2 separate regions of the Homo sapiens genome follow, and region 2 is linked to region 1. A link is a loop called in an ENCODE intact Hi-C map of the cell type or tissue named here. Cell type or tissue: pancreas. All regions are shown on one strand. Each heading gives the region's core, and the rest is flanking DNA. Links, peaks and the distances in the headings are about the cores only. Region 1 holds the start of CILP2 (cartilage intermediate layer protein 2). Region 2 holds the start of LOC124904665 (a long non-coding RNA gene).

Region 1 (9,376 bases), core at 1,377-9,376:
TGACCAGCGTGACCACCACGCCCTCCACCTGCTCGCTGGGGGTGAACTTGTCGTTGGCGTAGGCGCGCACCTTCACGAAGCAGCGGCGGCGCTCAGGCACGTCCAGATTGAACAGGCGCCGCTCCCGGATCTCCACGTTGCCCACCAGGAAGACGCGCTCCTCCCGGCGCACCCGGGGGCCCGAGGACCCCTCGCGCCGGAAGCCGCTCTCCTCCTCCCACAAGCCGGTCTCGGGGTTCAGCGACCACAGCTTGAGGGCCTCCACGTGGCCTGGCATGTGGATCTGGCTGGCGGCCACCCGCACGGCCACCGGCCCCACCTGCAGCTGCTCCGCGGAGCCGGGCGCACGGAGGTCCACGGAGAACATGCCGTAGGTGCGCAGTGGAGCCAGCTCGCCGTCGCTGTCCACGAAGCGCAGGTCACTGGGGGCAGACGCCGCCGAGGTGAGGTCTCGGGGGTCCACGAACGTCACCCGGGCCTCCACAGGCCCCGAGTAGGGTTTGCCGTCGGCTCTGCGGAAAGCGCCAGAAGGCAGGACCAGCTCGCCCAGGGGCGCCTCATCTTCCAGCTCGCCCAGGGGGATCGTGTTGCTCTGGCTGGTATGTAAAATGACCGGGGCTTTCTTCCGCATGGCCTTGACCTCGTGGTACACGCCGGCACCTCGAGGATCAAAAGGCAAGACCCGGACAGCGTCCATGAACTCACCGCTGGGGTCCACAAAAGTCACCACCAGCCGCTGGGTGGAGGGCGGCACCTCAATGGTAAAGTCGCCCTGGTAGGCGGTGAAGCCGATGGGCTCCTGGCCCAGCAGAATCCTGGCGAAGCGTAGCGGCTCCCCGGAGTCAGCAGCCACAACACGGCCCCGGACCAGCCCCCGAGGGGGCAGACACTTCTGGCAGCCACACTCTGCCACCACCTTCACTGGGAGGACGTAGCCAGGGCAGTGAATCTCCCTTCTCTCCAGACGGCGCACAGAGCAGCAGCGGGAGCTGGCGTCCCCGCAGCGGGGGCTGGAGCCTGCCAGGCTGGGGCAGCGGGTGTCGGGACAGAGGCCCACATCCAGGTAGGCAGGGCCACTACCTGGCTGACCACAGTCCTCAGGGAGCTTGATCAGGTACTCTCGGGGCCGGGGGTCGCAGGCTGGCTGGCCTGGGGCTGGGGACAAAGAAAACATGCAGGTCAGGGCAGGGAGGAGGACTTCATGGAGGCCAAGGCTGGGGACTCTGTCTGCAGTCAAGGACTCCACCTAAGGGACAGGGGTCTGCCCAGGGTAAGGACTGAAGGTTGGTGCTCAGAGTGGTATGGGGGCTCAGTGGAGGCCTAGGATTGGATCAGTCTGAAGTGGGGGCTCCATTTGGGGTTGAGCTTAGCTACAGTCCGGGTTCCGTTTGGGTGAAGGCTTGCTCGGGGCTGTGGCCAAGGACACTCACCAAGTACAGTGAGCCGGGCAGTGCCCGAGCGCACGGCACCCGCCTCATTCCATGCCTTGCAGTGGTAGATGCCAGCCTGGTCTGGGCGCAGTCCCCGCAGCTCCAGGTGGGCCCCGTACCCATGAGCTCGCCTGTCCAGCAGGGTCCCATTGTGGAACCTGGATGGCAGGTGAGCGACACCATAGGACTCAGTGGGAGGGGCTGTGTTGCCCCCAGTCTGCAGGCTGGGGAGCTGCAGAGAGGCTTTGCCAAAGTCAGCCTCCTCCCCAGCAAGACTGGCCCCATTCAGCCTCCTTGGTAGTCCCTCTCCCACCCAATTCATTCCCCGTTAACGCTTTCCCCACTCTCCAGATGGGAAACCACATAACAACATGAAATTGAATCTAACCCCAAAGCCACAGAAGATGCCCCTGAGCCCGGGGCGGGCGCTCACCAGGAGTATTTCTTGGGCATGGGGGTCCCGGAGGCTTTGCAGCAGAAAGTCACATTCTGGCCAGCCTCTCGCACTCGGGACTCAGGGTGTTTCACCAGGTACGGCTTCTCTGGGGTCAAAGGTGGTAAAGATCAGAGCTTCTCCCACCCACCCTTCCTAGGAGCAACGTCCCCATCCTCTCCTTTCTCCCAGAAATGCCGACTCACTCTGTGCCTTCGCCAATGACTGTGTCACATCTCATTTCTTCCTCTCTTGATCGAGTGCTAGAACTTCCTCCCCAGATCCTCAGCCCCTTCATGCCCCATGTTGCAAGGGTGCTTACCCAACTTATCAAGGATGATGGTGACCACAGAGATGGATCCGTTGGCCTGGGCCTGGGCCTCCCCTGCAGAGAAGCCATCCATCTGGGCCCTGATGTTGGCGCGGCTGTCAGCACAGACACCAGGCACCCGGAAGGTTCCGTGAGCATCGCTGGTGGCCACAGTGCCAGGCTGGTCTCGCAGGGAGACCCTGGCTCCTAGCAGTGGTTGCCCAGATGGGGTGACCACCGAGCCCAGGAGGATGTGGTCCGGGCATTCACAGGTGTCAAGGCTGCACCCTGGGGGGATATGGAGAGGAAGCAGGACAGAGAAACCTTCACACTCCCTCCTGAGGAGGGCTTTCCATTCAATCAGTCACTCAACAAATATGCCTGGGGCCCCCCCATAAGGTGCCTCTCAGAGGCCTCAGCATGGCCCTGCTTGGAGCAGTCCCTAGTGTGAAGGGGAGATGGGCTAAGTGGTCAGGACTGGGCCAGGGCATAGGAACTGGGATCCAGAGACGTAGGGAAGAGGTCCTATAGGAGGGGACAGGAGAGGTAAGTCTCAAAATATGGCACTGCCCTTTCCAGCAGAAGAGAAAATGTCTGGACAGGGGCTGGGGGCCCAGTAAGGGGCTGGATCTTGGGCTGAGAACAACTGCCCCCCTTCCCAATCCTGCGGTTTCTCCATAAAATGGAAAATTCCACTGGAAACTTCAGGGCACAGGCACCGGGAGAGCAGAGCCAGGCGCGATGGGGTGGGGACCCCAACGCCCCATTGGCCACCATGTGCCCCCACCCTGTGACGGGCTCCCCGGAGCAGCCTCCAGGCCGTGTTTGTGGAGCCCAGGCGCTAGCGGAATTTCCAGTCTCCTCCTGGCTTGCCCGGTGTCTGGCCCTGGGAGGGCCTAGGCATCATGTCTGCCAGGCTGTGAGCGGGTGTCTGTGTGGGCGTGGGGGACCGGGGTGGGGGCTGCAAATGCCATGCACGTGTGCACCCTGAGTGCATGAACTGAATTCTGTTTCCCCACGAAGACATCTGTACAGTCTGGAATGCACACAGGGGAAGCACCCCCTCCTATCTGCCCATGTCTGCCTGCACAAGAGCCCCCTGGCATCCACCTGTCCAGATGTGCATAGTTACCAGTGCTCCTTGGGCCCAGGAGGGAAGGAAGGGCTGGTCTCCACCTGGCTCCAGAGTTTGGGTCCTCCAGGCTCCGCCCCCGCACCAGGCCCCGCCCTTCACAGCCCCGTCCACGAGGCCCCGCCCCCAACTAGCTCCTCCCCTCTAGGCATCGCTCAGGAGAAGCACTGCCTCTCTACATCCAGGCACCGCCTCTAACTCCACCCTCTCTCCCAGGCTCAGCCCCTAACCTCCCCTTCCTCCCCTCTGTACAGGTCCCAGCCTCCAGACCCCGCCCCTCCTACCTGGACACCGAGGCCGCACGCACTTCTGCGCCTCCAGAGGACGCCCGGGACACGCATCCCCAGCGGGGCTTGGGCAGTGGCGGCGGCGCAAGCGACGGCCTGGCCCACAGCTCCCCGAGCAGGGACCCCACGGGCCCCACGCGCCCCACGAGGCTTCTGCGGAAGGCAGGGACGGAGATCAGGTGGCCGCCCTCCCCAGGAACTGCGCCTCCGGGTAACCTGGGACTAAAGGACCCTTCTTCCCCAACCCCCTCACATATGTGCATCCAAGGGCGGACACTCCAGAGAGCAGATCTGCCATCGCCCCCACCCATGCTCCCCTAGGCGCGCCTGTCGAAGACATAGTTTAGGTACCGACCCACCTCCCCACCCCCGCATAAGGTCCCGGGGATCAGTCCTGCTTTTCTCCCTGCATCCTGCACGCATTTGGGCTCAAGACACTCCACAGAACTGAGCTCTTACAGATGCTCAAATGAGGGCAGCGGGAGGGAGATGCGTTCCAGGGGGCCGGACATGGGTCCTGACCCGCTGGGCCTCCTGACGGTGCACTTGGGCCCCGCGCTGTTCCCAGCGCCTCTCTTCAAAAGCCCCGCCCTGCCTGGCCCCGCCCCCTGACGTCGTCCTACGCCTAAGGGTCCCCCGGCTCTTCCCAGCCACGCCCACACCCACACGGTCCTGCCCCTCCCAGCCCCACCCACCACGACTCTTCCCGGCGTTCGCCAGCCCCGCCCATTCAAAGCCCCGCCCCCGTCATCCAGCCCCGCCCTCACCTAGTGGGCAGCGGAAGCGCACGTGGTAGTTGGAGCAGCGGCGGCCACGCGGTTGCTCGCGGTTGAGGCACCAGAAGCCGCGCGTGGGGTTCAAGTGCACGCGCTCGCCGACGGCGGACGGCAGGGCCCAGTCCGTGGTGCGCGCTTCCAGCGCCAGCGGTCGCGGGCACACGCGCGCTGGCCCGTAGTAGAAGCGGATGGCAGCCAGGCTCTCGAAGTCGCCGTCGCCTCCGGGGTGGTCCACGTTGAACCAGGACGTCCACTCGCTGGCCTCTGCGGGCACCGCACGCGCTGGGACCAGGGCGGCGGCCTGTAGGCCCCCATGCATGCGTGCAAAGGCCTTACTTGCTGTCTCAGCCCCCTCCCCCGGTGGGCACCGGCTAGCCGAGCGCGCCCACGACCCGAGCCAGCGGCCTGAAACAGGTGCAGGGCAGACTGGGTTCCCCGCGACCCCAGTTCTGCCGCCCAGGGCCTGACCTGGTCCATCCCGGTGCGCTGAGCTCTTGCCTCTGTCTGACCGGCCTCTCACTTAGATCTTGAACTTGGGGCATCACCTCCAGGGGCTGTCATGTCCGGGGACCAGGACGGCGCCGGGCCCTTCGTCTAGTGTGTGCCCTCTCCTCACACGACCCCAGTAGCCCAAGCCCCACCCCCAACAAGCCCGCAGCAGAGACGGGACTCCGAGGCAGGCTAACTCACCTTCCCAGTCCTCCAGGGCTGGTGAGGGCTGGCCGGTGTACACGGACCGTCTTTCCAGGCCCAGTGCAGTCGCCATTGGCTCCTCGGTGGGGGTGGCGTCTGTGGGTGAGGAGTGGGGAGAAGGAAGCACGCTGCTACTGATGGGGACCGCTGGGAGCCTCCTTTTAGGCAAGGTGCAGCCACGATCATCCCCCCCCTTTTTTTTTTTTTTTTTGAGACGGAATCTCCCTCTGTCACCCAGGCTGGAGTGCAGTGGCACGATCTCGGCTCACTGCAGCCTCTGCCTCCTGGGTTCAAGTGATTCTCACACCTCAGCCTCCTGAGTAGCTGGGATTACAGGCACGCTCCACCAGGCCTAGCTAATTTTTATATTTTTAGTAGAGACGGGGTTTCACCATGTTGGCCAGGTTGGTCTCAAACTCCTGACCTCAGGTAGTCCGCCCGCCTCGGCCTCCCAAAGTGCTGGGATTACAGGCGTGAGCCACCGTGCTTGGCCCATGATCCCCATTTTAACAGGAGGGAAAATTGAGGCTCTGAGAGGCCAGAACCCAGCTCTAGCCCCAAGGGCTGCCATACACTCTCCTCCAGCGCGCTGCCCATGACCACCACCAGGCCCCCAAAGCCAGGTACCTCTCTCTGACCTAGCCCTAACCCCCCGGCTGGGGAAGTGCAAGTACCACCCAGTTCCCCTAGGCTAGAGTCTCCCTCCCACTATGTTCAGCTGCCGCGAGATCAATCAAGTTCAGCTGGCTGTGCCTCTGCCCTCAGGCTGGGCTCCCCCTCATCCACTTGGCCTGCTGGAAGCCCCTCCCTTAGTCTGTCTTCCATCCCTGTACTACAGTCCGAGCTGCCGGGAAGTCCTTGGAATCTAGACTGGCTTCTCCAAGATAGGAGCTGTCCAAGATACTCCCAGCAGAGTGATGAGGTCAGACAAGCCCCTTCCTTCTGGGTGCCTCAGTCTCCTCACTTGAGAAGTGGGCCCGTCCCCCGCCCCATTGAGTGTTCCAGGGATGGGCATTTCTTTCTCCAGCGGTTGGAGTGAGTGCGTGTGTGGGAGTTAGGTGGGAGGGGCCAGTTCCGACCCCTTCGGTCCAGGGTGGGAGACCTGGCCGGTGATTCAGAGTCCAAACCCCGGGAGGAACCCTAGGTTCTTATCCACACTCCCGGCTTAGCCAAGGAAGAGAATGGATGAGGCCCGCTCCGCGCCCCAGGTGGTCGCGGGGATCCGACTGGTGAAGGGGACCCAGTCCCCGGGGAAGCGCGTGGGTCCCTGGGTTCTCTCCCCGAGTGCGGCTTCACCCAAGGCCGGCTGCCAGGCCCTCGGGAGCCTCAGGGGCTGGGCGCGGGGGCTGGAGGCGCCTCACCTCGGGCCCCCGCCAGGTGCGCAGCGACGACACAGAGACAGAGCAGTGGCAGCAGCGACGCCATGGCCGGGGCAGAGCGTCCGAGGGAGGGTCCGGGCTCCGCGGCGTGCTCGGGTCCAACTCCGGCGGGTCTGGCGGCCGCTGGGACTGAGAGTGGGGGCGGGATGCGACCGCAGATCCCGCCCTGGCCACGCCCCATTCAGGCCACGCCCCCTGGCCCTGGGTGACGGCGCTCGAGCAACCCCTCTGGGTCGCCCCCCTTGGTGCGTCTGGCTGTGCCTCCGTCCTCAGGCTGTCCTGGGTTCCCCGTGGCCTGCTGGAACTCCCTCCCCGAGCCCACTCAGTCCTCCAAGCTGCATCCCAAGCTGCCTGAGGGAAGTGTCACTTGGAATCCAGCCTCAAGCTGCTCGGACCCGCTTTAGGTGGCTGGAAGTCCTGTCTCGCGTCTCACTTCGATCCTATAGGCTTTAGGCCACCCCAAACAGTCTGGGAGTCCCACCCTGAATCTACCCTCCATTCTTCTGGCTCGAGTTTTCTTTCTTCTTTTTCTTTTAATTTGTAGAGTCGGGATCTTGCTATGTTGCCCAGGCTGGTCCCAAACTCCTGGCCTTAAGCGATCCTCCAGCCTCAGCCTCCCAAAGTGCTGAGATTACAGGCAGGAGCCACCGCCCCCAGCCCTAGCTGAAGTTTTCTAGGCCAGCGGGAAGTCCCACTCCACCGCCCTTCTCATGCTCCCCGCCTTGGATCACCCAGGGACCGTGTGAAGTCCCTCTTCGAGTGTGCCCACCCCCGCAGCGGGCCCGGTGCACAAAGGAGGCGGAGGCGAGGCGGCGGTGGTGGGAGGGCTGTTTATTGGCGAGGGTCCCTGCGGTGTGGCCGCGGGTGGCGGTCACAGTGCCGCGACGCAGTCGGTGCCCGTGTATCCCGGCAGGCGCAGAGCGAACTTGCGGCGCACGTCATCGGGCACGAACCTGCCGGCCACGAAGTGGTGGCGCCCGGAGAAGCGGCCAGCGCAGCGCTTGGGCGCCGCGAGAGACACCAGCACGTCAGGCCGCAGCCCGTCCTCCGAATCGCTGCCGGTCTCTGCGTCCCAGCCTGAGGGAGGAGGGTCCGGGGGGATTGGGAACTGGGAGGGTGGCCTGCCCTCAGCCTAGAGTCCATCCTGTCCCTGCCTCCTCTCCTCTCCCCTCCAACACTGAGCCTCTGCCCTCAGACCAGAGTCCTGCTGCCCCACCCCCACTTCCCCTCCCCCATCAGACCCAGCCTTTTCTCTCTGGCACATGGGTCCTGGTGAGACTTGTCGCCCCCTAGAACTCTGCCTCCGCCCTCAGACAAGTCTCTCCCAGTCCTTGGAGGTGTTTCCCTCCCAATCAGACCAGAGCTTCTGCACTCAGACTTTCTGCTTCTGCTCCTATCCTACTATTCAATCGCCCTCCTCCATCTGACCCAGCCTCTGTCTTCAGTCACCCAGGCTGGAGTGCAATGGTGCAATCTCGGCTCACTGCAACCTCTGCCACACGGGTTCAAGCAATTCTCCTGTCTCAGCCTCCCGAGTAGCTGGGACTACAGGCACACGCCACCATGCCTGGCTAATTTTTGTATATTTAGTAGAGATGGAGTTTCACCATATTGGCCAGGCTGGTCTCGAACTCCTGACCTTGTGATCTGCCCACCTCGGCCTCCCAAAGTGCTAGGATTATGGGTGTGAGCCATTGCGCCCAGCCTGTTTGTTTTTAAGATACAGTCTCTCTCTATTGCCCAGGCTGGAGTGCAGTGGCACGATCTCAGCTCACAGCAACCTCTGCCTCCCGGGTTCAAGCGATTCTCCTGCCTCAGCCTCCCAAGTAACTAGGACTACAGGCGTGCACCACTACACCCAGCAAATGTTTGTATTTTGTAGAGACTGGGTTTCGCCATGTTGGCCAGGCTGGTCTGGAACTCCTGACATCAGGTGACCCGCCCACCTCGACCTCCCAAAGTGCTGGGATTACAGGTGTGACCCCTGCACCCAGCCTCCGTCACCTCTTGAATGAGCCTCCACTTTCAGCCTAGGAGCCTTGCCTTCTCTCCTATCTCTGACTTGATTCTGGGGCCACTCACCAGAAGACACTGGATCCTCCCTCAGACTTTAATCCTTCTCTGACCCTAGCCACCACCCTCAGACTAGAGGTTCCTAACCATCCCCTCTGACCTGACAGAGCCACCCTCTCTGTCCTAGGCTGAGCCTGCAGCCTCCCTACTCAGATCAGACAGCACGCCGCCTCCCTTGGTGCCCCTGCTCTGTGGCACCTGCTGGGATGTCCCTGGGATCCCGAGAGCCAGGGGACATCCCCCGGAGTCCAGCCACCCCCACGGAGGGTCCGGCTGGCCAGCGGCTGTTTGTTCCGTCTGCCTGTCGCCTAATGGTTCCAACAGGCATGGGGCGGCAGCCAGGGCGGGCGCGGCCTTTGCCGAGTGAGCTCACGTCTGCCCAGGCAACTGGGCCAGGGGTGGGCAGAGGGCATGTGGGCTGGGCACTGGGGTGGAGGAAAGAGGAGACCTGGGGTCACCTGGGGTGGCAGCCTCGATCTTCCCCATCAGAGGGATGGGTGTGACCCTTAGCCTCAGCCAAGTGTGGGTCCATCCAAGCTGGGGAGATTGAGGTTCAGACAGGCAGGGGCGACCAGGAGCTGGGGCACAGGGGCCTCCACCCAAGCCCCCCAGGCCCCAATGTGCCCCCCTCTGCCTGGCATGCCTGAGGGGATGTCCAGGCTCACGAGGGGGATGGACAGCAGCTTGAGCGTGGCCAGCGCGCGGGTGCAGGGGCCCCCGACCTCGCCCGGCTCCACGCCGGGGCCCAGTACGGCATCCACCACCAGCCCATAGGCTTCGTTAATGAGCTGCACCTGGGGAAGGCAGGCAGGGTCAGGGTGGCCCAGGGCCACTGCACACCATGTCCCCCTTGCTTGCCACCC
Region 2 (9,634 bases), core at 945-8,944, 400 kb before region 1:
GATGAAGCTAGGGCCATTGTCTGATTGTATGGAGTGAGGGAGACCAAATATAGGGATGATTTCTGTTGTAAGGATTTGAGAGACTACTGCGGCCTTTTCTGAAGAGGTACGTAATGCCTCTACCCACCCAGAGAAGGTGTCTATAAGAGTAAGAAGAAATTTTGTCTTCTTGACGGGAGGCATGTGGGTGAAGTCTACCTGTCAGTCCTCCTCTGGGAGTGTTCCTCTGAGCTGATGTGTAGGAATAGGAGGAGAGCGGAGGGCCCCTTGGGAGGAAGTAACAGAGCATATATGACAGTTTGAGGTTATGTGTCTTAGTGAGATGAATAGGTGGGGGGAGGAGAAATAAGGGCAAAGGAGTAGGTACAGGAAGTGTGCACCGATATGGAAGGATTGGTGAAGAGATGTTAGAATTTATTTGGTTTGTTCTTGGGGGAGGATGAGCTTTTGACTTTTGATTATCCAGTCCCCTTGAAAGGAGGCTTCTTGCTGTAGTAGCAAAGCCTTCTTGGTGGGGGAGTACCTGGGTTGGATTGCTGGGGTAACAAGGAGGACAGGGGCAGGGGCTGATGAGAGGGAGGCTTCTTTTGCAGCCTCGTTGGCTTTTCTATTCCCTTTTTGATATTTTGTCTCATACTGTTTCACGTCCCTGACAGTATATAACCCCTGCCTAAGTTGGGAGGCATGCAGCCTGGAGGAGCTGGTAAATAAGGGGGCCGTTTTTAACGGGGGTTCCTTTGGCAGTAAGGAATCTCTTTTCTGCCAGATGGTGGTGCGAGAATGAAGAATGTGATCGGTATAATTAGAGTCTGTAAAAATGTTGACCCGTTTGCCTTTTGAGAGGGTTAGGGCCCTAGTGAGAGCTATGAGTTCTGCCTTTTGGGAGGAGGTTCCAGGGGGTAGGGGCTTAGCTTTAACTACTCTGTCAAGCATATCCAGCAATTTTATTGGAATTGACGGACTTGGAGGAGGAGCCATCTATAAATAACTGGTCATCAGGATCAAGAAGAGGTTCCGGGGAGATATTGGGAAAATGATGCAGCAGGTGATCAAGGATTTCAGTACAGGAGTGGATGGGAGAAGAGGAAGACACTGGAGGTAGAGATGCAGGACTGAGGGGAGCATTTTTGGAGAGGCAGAATTCAGGATTCTCAAGAAAAAGAGCATGGAGTAGTTGGATGTGGGAAGGAGAAAAGGTGCTCAGTACTTGGGAGGAGAGAAGATCTTGTAGATTATGTGGGCTATATATGGTGATGTCTTGGCTGAATGTTAGCTTTTTGCTTTCTAAAGCTAGCATGGTGGCTGCTGCTAGGACTCTGAGGCAGGCTGGCCATCCTCAGATGGTGTTGTTTAGTTGTTTAGAAAGGTAAGCTATAGGAGTGAAGGAAGGAGGACTTCCTTTTTGTTGACCGAGGACGCCAAGGGCTATTCCATGGTTTTCAGCTGTGTAGAGGGTGAAAGGCTGAGAGATGTTGGGCAAAGATAGAGCAGAAGCAGTTACAAGAGCTGCCTTTAGTTTGAGGAAGCTGGGGATTATGTTGTGTGAAGGATTTAGGGGCTCATTTGGAGGGCCTTTGGCTGCCTCATAAAGAGGGCAGGCTAGGAGGGCAAAATTAGGGATCTTGCTAGTTCTAAGAAAGAAAGGATTTCTCTTTTGGAGAAGGGTGGACGTAGACTGTCTATCTCCCGTGCTGGGGTCATGGCTTGGGCTCTGAGGGAGAGTTGGACTCCTAAGTTACTGTTGGGGTGGAGAGTTGTGCCTTAGAGGGGGAAACCCTATATTCTTTATCAGCAAGGAAGTTTAGAAGGGCAGTAGTGTGGGTTTGAGAGTCTTTTAGGGAGGGGCTGCAGAGGAGGAGGTCATCCACATACTGAAGGAGCCAGCAAGGGGAGAGGTTTAGCGATGTGAGGTCTTGGGCCAGAGCTTGCCCAAAGAAATGGGGACTATCTCTAAAGCCTTGAGGGAGGACTTTCCAAGTAAGTTGTTGAGACTGGAGGGTTTCAGGGTCAGTCCAGGTGAAAGTAAGAAGATCTCGGGAGTCAGGGTGAAAGGGAATAGCAAAAAAGGCATCTTTCAGATCAATGGCAGTGTAGTAGGTTGTGTTGGAAGGGATAAGGGAAAGGAGTGTATAAGGGTTGGGAACTATTGGGTGGATGGGAAGGACTGCCTGATTGATAGCCTAGAGGTCTTGGACTAGTTGATAGGAGCCATTTGCCTTCTTAACAGGAATTATGGGGGTATTATATGGAGAATGAGTTGGACTGAGAAGGCTGCGCAAAAGGAGTTTGTTTATGATGGGCTGTAAGCCTTTTTGATGAGCTACTGAGATGGGATATTGAGAGATGTTAGGGAATTTGGAGGCGTCTTTTAGCTGGATTTTGATAGGATCGTGGTGTGTAGCTAGGGAAGGGGTAGTAGTATCCCACACTATTGTATTAACCAGAGAAGAGGAGAGTGGATACTGGGGAGAGGGGCCCAGGGCTGGTTCAGTAGCAGAAAGGAGTAGGTGAGAGTCTGGTTGTGGGGAACAGAGGAAGGTAATGGAAGCCTTTAATTTGGTTAGGAGGTTTCTGCCTAGGATGGGGTTAGGGTAACAGGGCATGATAAGAAAAGGGTGTGAGAAAACGGTATGAAATAGGGAACAGGTAAGAGGCTTGGTGGTGCGTGGACTCGAGATGAGTCCATTAACCCCTACAACTGAGACCTGGGAGGGATGAGTTGGTCCTGAGAATTCAGGCATAGTTGAGTAGGTGGCCCCAGTATTGATTTAAAAAAGAGATCGGCTTACCTGCTGCTAGTAGAGTTACCCTGGGCTCTGATGCAGTGAAGGTAGATGGGGCCAGGGGCCCTGGGCCTCGTCAGTCTTCAGTGGCTAGACTAAGGAGCTGTGGGAATGCAAGTGATACTTCACCTTTTGTCTCTCCAAAAGGGTGGTGGTTTTGCAGTACAGGCTTTTCTGTCTGCCTGTTAACAGGACAGTCAGACTTCCAGTGGCCTGTCTGCTGGCAGACTGGGCAAGGGCTTTTTGGCATTCATGGATTAGGGCATGCTCATGCCCAGTGGCCTTCTTTGCTTCACTTTAAAAAAGGCCTGGGAGAGTTAATGCTATTGGGTGTTTTGTGCCCTTGGGTACTATGGCGAGGTTGGCAGATAGCCACTGCTAGAAGCTGGTATTTAGCAAGATCTCTTTAGGCTTTATCTAATTTATTTTGCTCATCCCTGTTATTGAAGACTTTGAAAGCCAGATTAGGGAGGTCTTGTTGGGGGTTTCAGGGCCATCTTCAGCCTTTTTAAGTTTGTGCCAAATATTGGGGGCAGATTGGAAGATAAAATGGGTATGAAGAACAATAGCACCTTCTCAGGAGGCAGGATCAACATGGGTATATTTTTGGAGAGCCTCCATAAGACAGGAAAAAAAATTGGGCAAGGTTTTCATTGATCTTTTGGGAGATTTCTTTGAGCTTTTTAAAGTTTACAGCCTCGTGGGCAGCCTTGTTTAGGCCTGCAATGAGGCAAGTAATCATATGATTATGGGATGCCAGGCTGGGGTCTGTGGGTTGGTACTCCCAAGGAGGCTCCTGCCAGGGTACTGCAGCGGCTCCTATGGGCTTGGTAAAATCTTGCTGATGGAGATCATCAGCACGCGTCGGGGCTGCGAGCCACACTCTTTCCTTCTTTTCCAGAAGGAGGGTAAAAGACAGGATAATATAGAGATCATGCCAAGTGAGTTCATAAGACTGAGTAAGATACGTACATTCTTTGATATAGGTATCAGGATCGGAGGAGAAAAATCCGAGACATTTTTCAACTTGGAAGAGATCGGAAAGGGAGAAGGGGATGTGGACACAGACGATCCCTTTGGCCCCTGCTGCTTCCCAAAGGGGCAACAAGGGAACTGGCTGCTTGGCCTGAGAGTGGGTAAGGGGTGGTGATGGGGAGGACTCAGAGTCAGAAGGAGGGTTGTTGGAGAGAGGGGGAGAAAGAAGTAGAGCCAGAGCGGGGGCATACGGAGGAGGATCATGATGCTCTGGCAGAGGATCATGATGTTGACGGGGAGGGGGAAAATTGGTGGGGTCAAAGGAAGAGGAGTCATCAGCTGGGGCGATGGGGAGGGTAGTAGGGGATGAGTCGTCGGCTGGGGTCGTAGGGAGGGTGGTAGGAGGCAAATCAGGTTTAGAGCAGGCAAGGAGGATTTGGAAAGTAGAACAGGACTGGCAGAGAGAAGGGTGGCTATGGAGAGTGAAGAAAGCCTGAACATAAGGAATCTCAGACCATTTCCCATTGCGGTGGCAAAAGTTGTCTAAGTCTGTAAGCATGTTGAAATCAAAAGTGCCATTTTCGGGTGATTGGGAGCCATTGTCCAATTTGTATTGAGGCCAGGCAGTATTACGGTAGAAAATAAGCCTCTTAGGATGGACCCTTGAATGGAGGCTGAGAGCATTGAGGTTGTGCAAAAGATACCCAAGGGGGGTGGTTTTAGGAGGGGTAGAATGAGAAGCTCCCATGGTAAATAGAGGAGGGGGGTAGAGGAAGAAGAGACTGCCAGTTGACAAGGATGGCAGGTGAGGGCGTCCCCTGTCCCACAAGCCCTGTCCGGAATGTAGGAGGTAGCTGCCTCCTGAAATGGAGAAACCAGAGGACTGGAGGCTGAAGAAAGCCCTTGGCTCAGCGCTGGGTCTTTTGGGAATGCAGAGACAGTCAAGGGTTCCGGGTAAATGGCAAGACTCTCTCTCTTACCCCTTTGGAGGCTCTGAAGGTGAATGAAGTCACCAACAATGGGAGAGTCTAGGAGATCCTTTGGGCCTTCAGCAGGTTTGGGAAGGGGAGGGTGGCTAGCAGGGGGTGGCAGGAGAGGGGGAAAGGCACCTAGGCTCCAGCGCACAATGACCAGCAAGCCTGGGAGGAGGGAGAGTGTGAGAGAGAGAGTGACAGAAAGTCCTCTAGGGACGCCCGGCCAGAGTCTACCTCTTCCCAGGTTTTGACACCAAAATGTAAGGTTGGCCGAGAGAAAGGACAAGTAGACCCAAAGTCAGGCAAGTAAGTTTATTAACCTACCGGGCTGGTCCACAGCAATCAGAAGAGGTAGCCCTGAGCTTACAAAGTGAGGGGTTTATGTGAGATGAGAGGGGCTTAAGGGAGTTAACTTTGCCGCTAGATAGTTTATCAGTTAGGAACAGGCACAAAGGCAGTTTATCAGTTTACCATGAACTTGCAACACCTCATCATGTGACATTTATGGCGGCAGCTAGCTGAAAAACAGGAGTTCACAGGAATGTGTAATTAAGGTTTGTTCATATTTCCTATGACCTCCCCCATGCTGCCCATATGGCTGTAATTAGGGTTTGCATGCTGTACCATGACTGCAAATTCTACTGTGGCACCTAGATAAGGGCTTAGGAATGCAGCTGCAGAGTATTCAGGGTAAGGGTATCTGGACTCATCCTGGGAATTCGGTAGTATTTTTTCCATTTCACCATTATAAATAGAAACTGGGGCTGAAACACTGCTTACATTCCCATTATTGTGAAGGTGTAAATCTACCCATGAGGCCTGCAGGCTCTCCTCCTGCAGCTCAGGCCTCACTCTCTGATGTGACACTAGAGTGCTGCTGTGGCAAATGGGGTTCACATAAAATGTGAGCTGTGCTCTGGGCTGTGCCTCAGTAGCAAATTGTAGAAGTCAACAGAGGACACTAGTAACCAGGAGAAAGCAAGCAGGAGTGCTGTAGCCCAGTGCCAGGGAGTGCAGAGACACTGCTCTAAAATGTAAATAGCCAAATCAAGATAGAACCCTATTCAACCATTTTTGTAGCAGAGTGAAATCTTACCTTCAGCAGGCACCTGGCTTCAAGCTGCTAAGCTACCTCCTGCTATGAAGATGGGAAAAGTTTATTTGTCATTGAATATAAGCAATTAGCATACACAGATGGCCTCTTCAATCTCCAGATGAATTTAGGATGAATTATGTATGACATGGTGCTGGAAATTCTTCTACTTGTGGACTAATTTTGGTGACCATCCTTCTGTCTTTGCAGTCTCTTAAGCAGATTGACTATGATGCATGTCACATTCAAGTTCAATTGTGTAATAAAATGTTTTCTTTCTATCTTATTATTGTGGAGTTTCTCTGAGGCTGGAGAAAATTTTTCTTTTAATTATTGTTTCCAAGCATGGTCTAGAATTAGCAGACATGATATAAACACATAAGGTGAAAACCAGAATTTACTCTAGAGGGGACTTTCCCTCTCAGACTTCCAGTCAACTCACACCTGTGCTACAAAGTGCACACTGTCCCCTAAATATGCAGGCAGAATTGTGTCTCTGCCTATATGGTATCTATAATCCTCTACAGTCACTTCTAGAGAGGTTAGGTCCAGATTTCTACAAACTCCACGGGGCACCAATCAATCATTGTATCTTCATACCTGAAACTGATTCAGACACCACGGGGCCCAAAAACCCAATCAGAGTAACATGTGTGCATTGAGTAGACATGTAGACAGAATCTCCACTTTCCCCTTCCTCCTCTTGCTGAAATGCTCACAAATCTGCAGTTAACACCCGCTGCTACTCCAGCCGTTCAGGTTCTAAATCTGCAGCTCCAAATTTTGAATCCAGGTCTTGAGATTTGGGAAATAAAAAACTTTTATCTGGAAAATGCAAGTCCTTTGGTTATCAAACTCAGAGAGACATTAAAATGCAAGTGTAGTTACGCCTGTCTTCCCCATTTGAAATATGTATTCATCTCTTGAAACTGTACACTATTGCCCCAAGTAGCTATAAACTAATAATGCCACATTGGACACTATATCCCGTACCCTAAACCATAACCATATATATACAATATATATCTCATCAATAATCAGTTATTTCTGTAAATAAATAAAAATTTCTAACAATCAACTTTGTATCAGCCCACTCTCTGTCCCTCTCTTGTTGTCATTACAAATCCTCTTGTAACTGCTGCTAATCAAACTGTAGATTCCAGGCAACTTGAATCTTTGCTCCCAGGTTATAATTCTTAAGTTTGACCAAAATAAAGTGTCTACTTATATTCATGTTGTGTCAGCTTTTTCTCTTTTTTTCATGTAGATTTATCATTTAGAATGTGCTAGAGCAGACTCTATGAGGGGATCTCTCCTTTGATTGTGCTTCACTTTCTGTAACACCAAAGGATGCAAATCCAGGTGGATCCTGCCTAGAATCTGCCAATAAGGTCTGGCCTCTGCCTTGGATTTACAAAACAGGGCCGGACTTTTGATTGAGAATGTACAGAAACAAACAAAAGATATTTTCTGCGTTGTGAAATGTAAACATAGACATAGCCTCCATTTGGGAGTGTGGCTCTTTGAGATTTTTCACATCTTGTTCATTGACCTGCTACAGTTATGTGAGAGGCTCCAGAAGGAAATAGAATCTGAGGGCAGAATCTGTCAGTGTAAATAAGCATCTTAGGAGTAAGAGATCAAGGCCCCAAAGTATCCAGAGCCATGACCACAACTACATTTACCTGTAAAATGTGATACTGGAGTAGAGTATTTTTGTTCTTTCTTTCAAGAGCTAGAAAATCAGAACAGGTGATCCAGGTTCAGGAGCTCCACTAGGGCACTTCCATTTTCTATGTAGAATCAGCCTAAGTCTCCAGCCTGGCTTATTATTGGGCCATCAGCCCCAGATCACTGGGAATCTCTCACAATCACCTAGGTGTCTTTGAGGCATTTGAGGATGTCCAGATGGAGTCTCACTCTGTGTCCCAGGCTGGAGTTCAGTGGCATGATCTCAGCTCACTGCAACCTCTGCTGTCCAGGTTCAAGTGATTCTCCTGACACAGCCTCCCGAGTAGCTGGGATTACTGGCACATGCCACTGCACCTGGCAAATTTTTGTACTTTTAGTAGAGACGAGGTTTCACCATCTCATCAGGCTGGTCCTGTACTCCTGACCTCGTGATCCACCTGCCTCAGCCTCCCAAAGTGCTGGGATTATGGGCGTGAGCCACCACATCCGGCTGTATAATTTCTATTTCTTTCACTTGTTAAGTGTACGATATTTATTTTCCAATAAAATTACCCTAGAAAACCTTAAGGGGTTTGTTTAAATTGCATATTAGTATATAGTATAAAGTTGACAGGGCAGTGGCTAGAAAATATTTAAATTACAGAAACTGTTGGATTTAAGTTTCTTTTAGGACATTTAGAAGAAACAAATCTGGTAGTACCCCAGTGACATAGAGAACAGAATTCTACATAGGGTCCTCACACTGCCCCAGACTTGTTTACATATATTCTTTTTGAAGGCCTTATTTAGGTCTGACCATACCCTGGAGTCTTGCTCTCAGAACTGATTAGTAGAGATCAAGAGTTTTGGCTGGTGAATCCTGCTGCCTTTCTAGAGCTGGTGCTCACAATTTCCTGAAACCCAAAAGCAGATGAATGGGAAAAATAAAGTATGTATTATAGAGTCTTAGCTTTTAAGTTTTCTATTAAAACCAGTGCTTGCAGAGACATTCTATTTAGCAACTTGTTTTCTATTCCTGCAGATCCAGTAATTGCTCCCCAAGTAACAAAAAAGTAAACATAAACAGAATAAAATTTTCTCTAAACTGCATTAAACTCATCCTTTCTATATCTTTTCTATCTGTCTATATTTAGCTTTTATTTCTTACAACTTTTTAAAAAATTTGATGACAGAGAAACAGAAGAATAAAAATGCTGGGCCCTTTATCTAAATCCTGAAAATTCCTAAACCCTTAGTACTAGCTCCCAGGGTATTATGAGAATTAAATCACATAATGTGTTATGCCCAGCACAGTGCTCTGTATCATACTCTTGAGCACATAGTACTTGCTTAATAAACATTGCAGTAGTACATGTGTACATGTTGTTTTTTAAACCCAGACTTATTCAAACATTGCTGCCTTCTGTTTCCTCTATAAACTTAAAGAGCCAGCAAAGAATATAAAACTTTAGGATGGAGATGGGTTGTCCTTATTTGCACGACAAGTATTTGGTTGTGAGAAGGGTGTTAAGTGTAAGGGACCCTGTGCTCTGCCTGCTTTCTCTAATGCTAATAATGAGCCAAGGGGGAGCAACATCAGCATTGACAGGAGACTTGTTTAAAACACTCTTTCATAAACCCTTTTCAAACCTGCAGAATCACCTTACATAATGTGGGACCAAAATTACCAAGTGATTTATACTTGTGCCCTCCCCACAGCTTCTGTTTATTGTTCTGGGTGGAAGGATCCATGTTGTTTTAATGAAGGGCCTCATGTGACTCTAAGGTGAGGCCAGAATCAAGTATGAAGGCTTCAAAATACATTTTCGAGAGTTAAGTTCCACCTTTGCACTAAAGGGTGGTCACAGGGCCTGTTCTGTTTGGGTTTGGTAGGGACAGGTCAGTGTGGTGCATATTTCCATTACTGTAGCAGAAATTGCTGGAGTCTCTGGCAGGGGAGGGCACCTGAGGACAGGAAAGGAGAAGCTTATATTTTTGTCTTCATGGAGCAGCTCATTATTCCTGAATCTATTCTGTTTAAAAGACAGCAGTAAGTGAATTTTTCTTTTTCTGCCAGTTGATGTCATACTAGCAGGTAAATGTGGTACTGACACCTTTAAAGGCATATTCTCCATATG

The links. Peaks named below come from ENCODE experiments on the same cell type or tissue, not always from the same donor. Only the 100,000 strongest peaks of a DNase experiment are listed, where the experiment ranks them.
Region 2: a loop joins it to region 1, with 2.7 times the contacts of the local background. A loop is called at or near these places in 68 of 110 quality-filtered maps.

What each region holds. Positions count from the first base shown.
Region 1 is chr19:19,535,460-19,544,835 of GRCh38, reverse strand. YJEFN3 (YjeF N-terminal domain containing 3) reads right to left here. Exons shown (of 7, transcript NM_198537.4): 6 at 9,157-9,307; 7 at 7,255-7,517. The coding sequence ends at 7,312. CILP2 (cartilage intermediate layer protein 2) reads right to left here and starts at 6,571. Exons shown (of 8, transcript NM_153221.2): 1 at 6,423-6,571; 2 at 5,059-5,157; 3 at 4,360-4,632; 4 at 3,590-3,745; 5 at 2,186-2,461; 6 at 1,864-1,972; 7 at 1,431-1,588; 8 at 1-1,155. The coding sequence starts at 6,486. RefSeq lists enhancers at 3,362-3,656, 4,571-5,233 and silencers at 3,488-3,757, 6,326-6,695. In pancreas, for the core only: no CTCF peak of the experiment used is centred there; DNase peaks (open chromatin) are centred at 5,035, 6,495, 7,205, 8,856 and 4 weaker places; H3K4me3 peaks cover 399 bases; H3K27me3 peaks cover 1,430 bases.
Region 2 is chr19:19,939,647-19,949,280 of GRCh38, reverse strand. LOC124904665 (a long non-coding RNA gene) reads left to right here and starts at 4,148. Exons shown (of 3, transcript XR_007067170.1): 1 at 4,148-9,546; 2 at 9,619-9,634. It also overlaps the pseudogene BNIP3P12. In pancreas, for the core only: no CTCF peak of the experiment used is centred there; no DNase peak of the experiment used is centred there.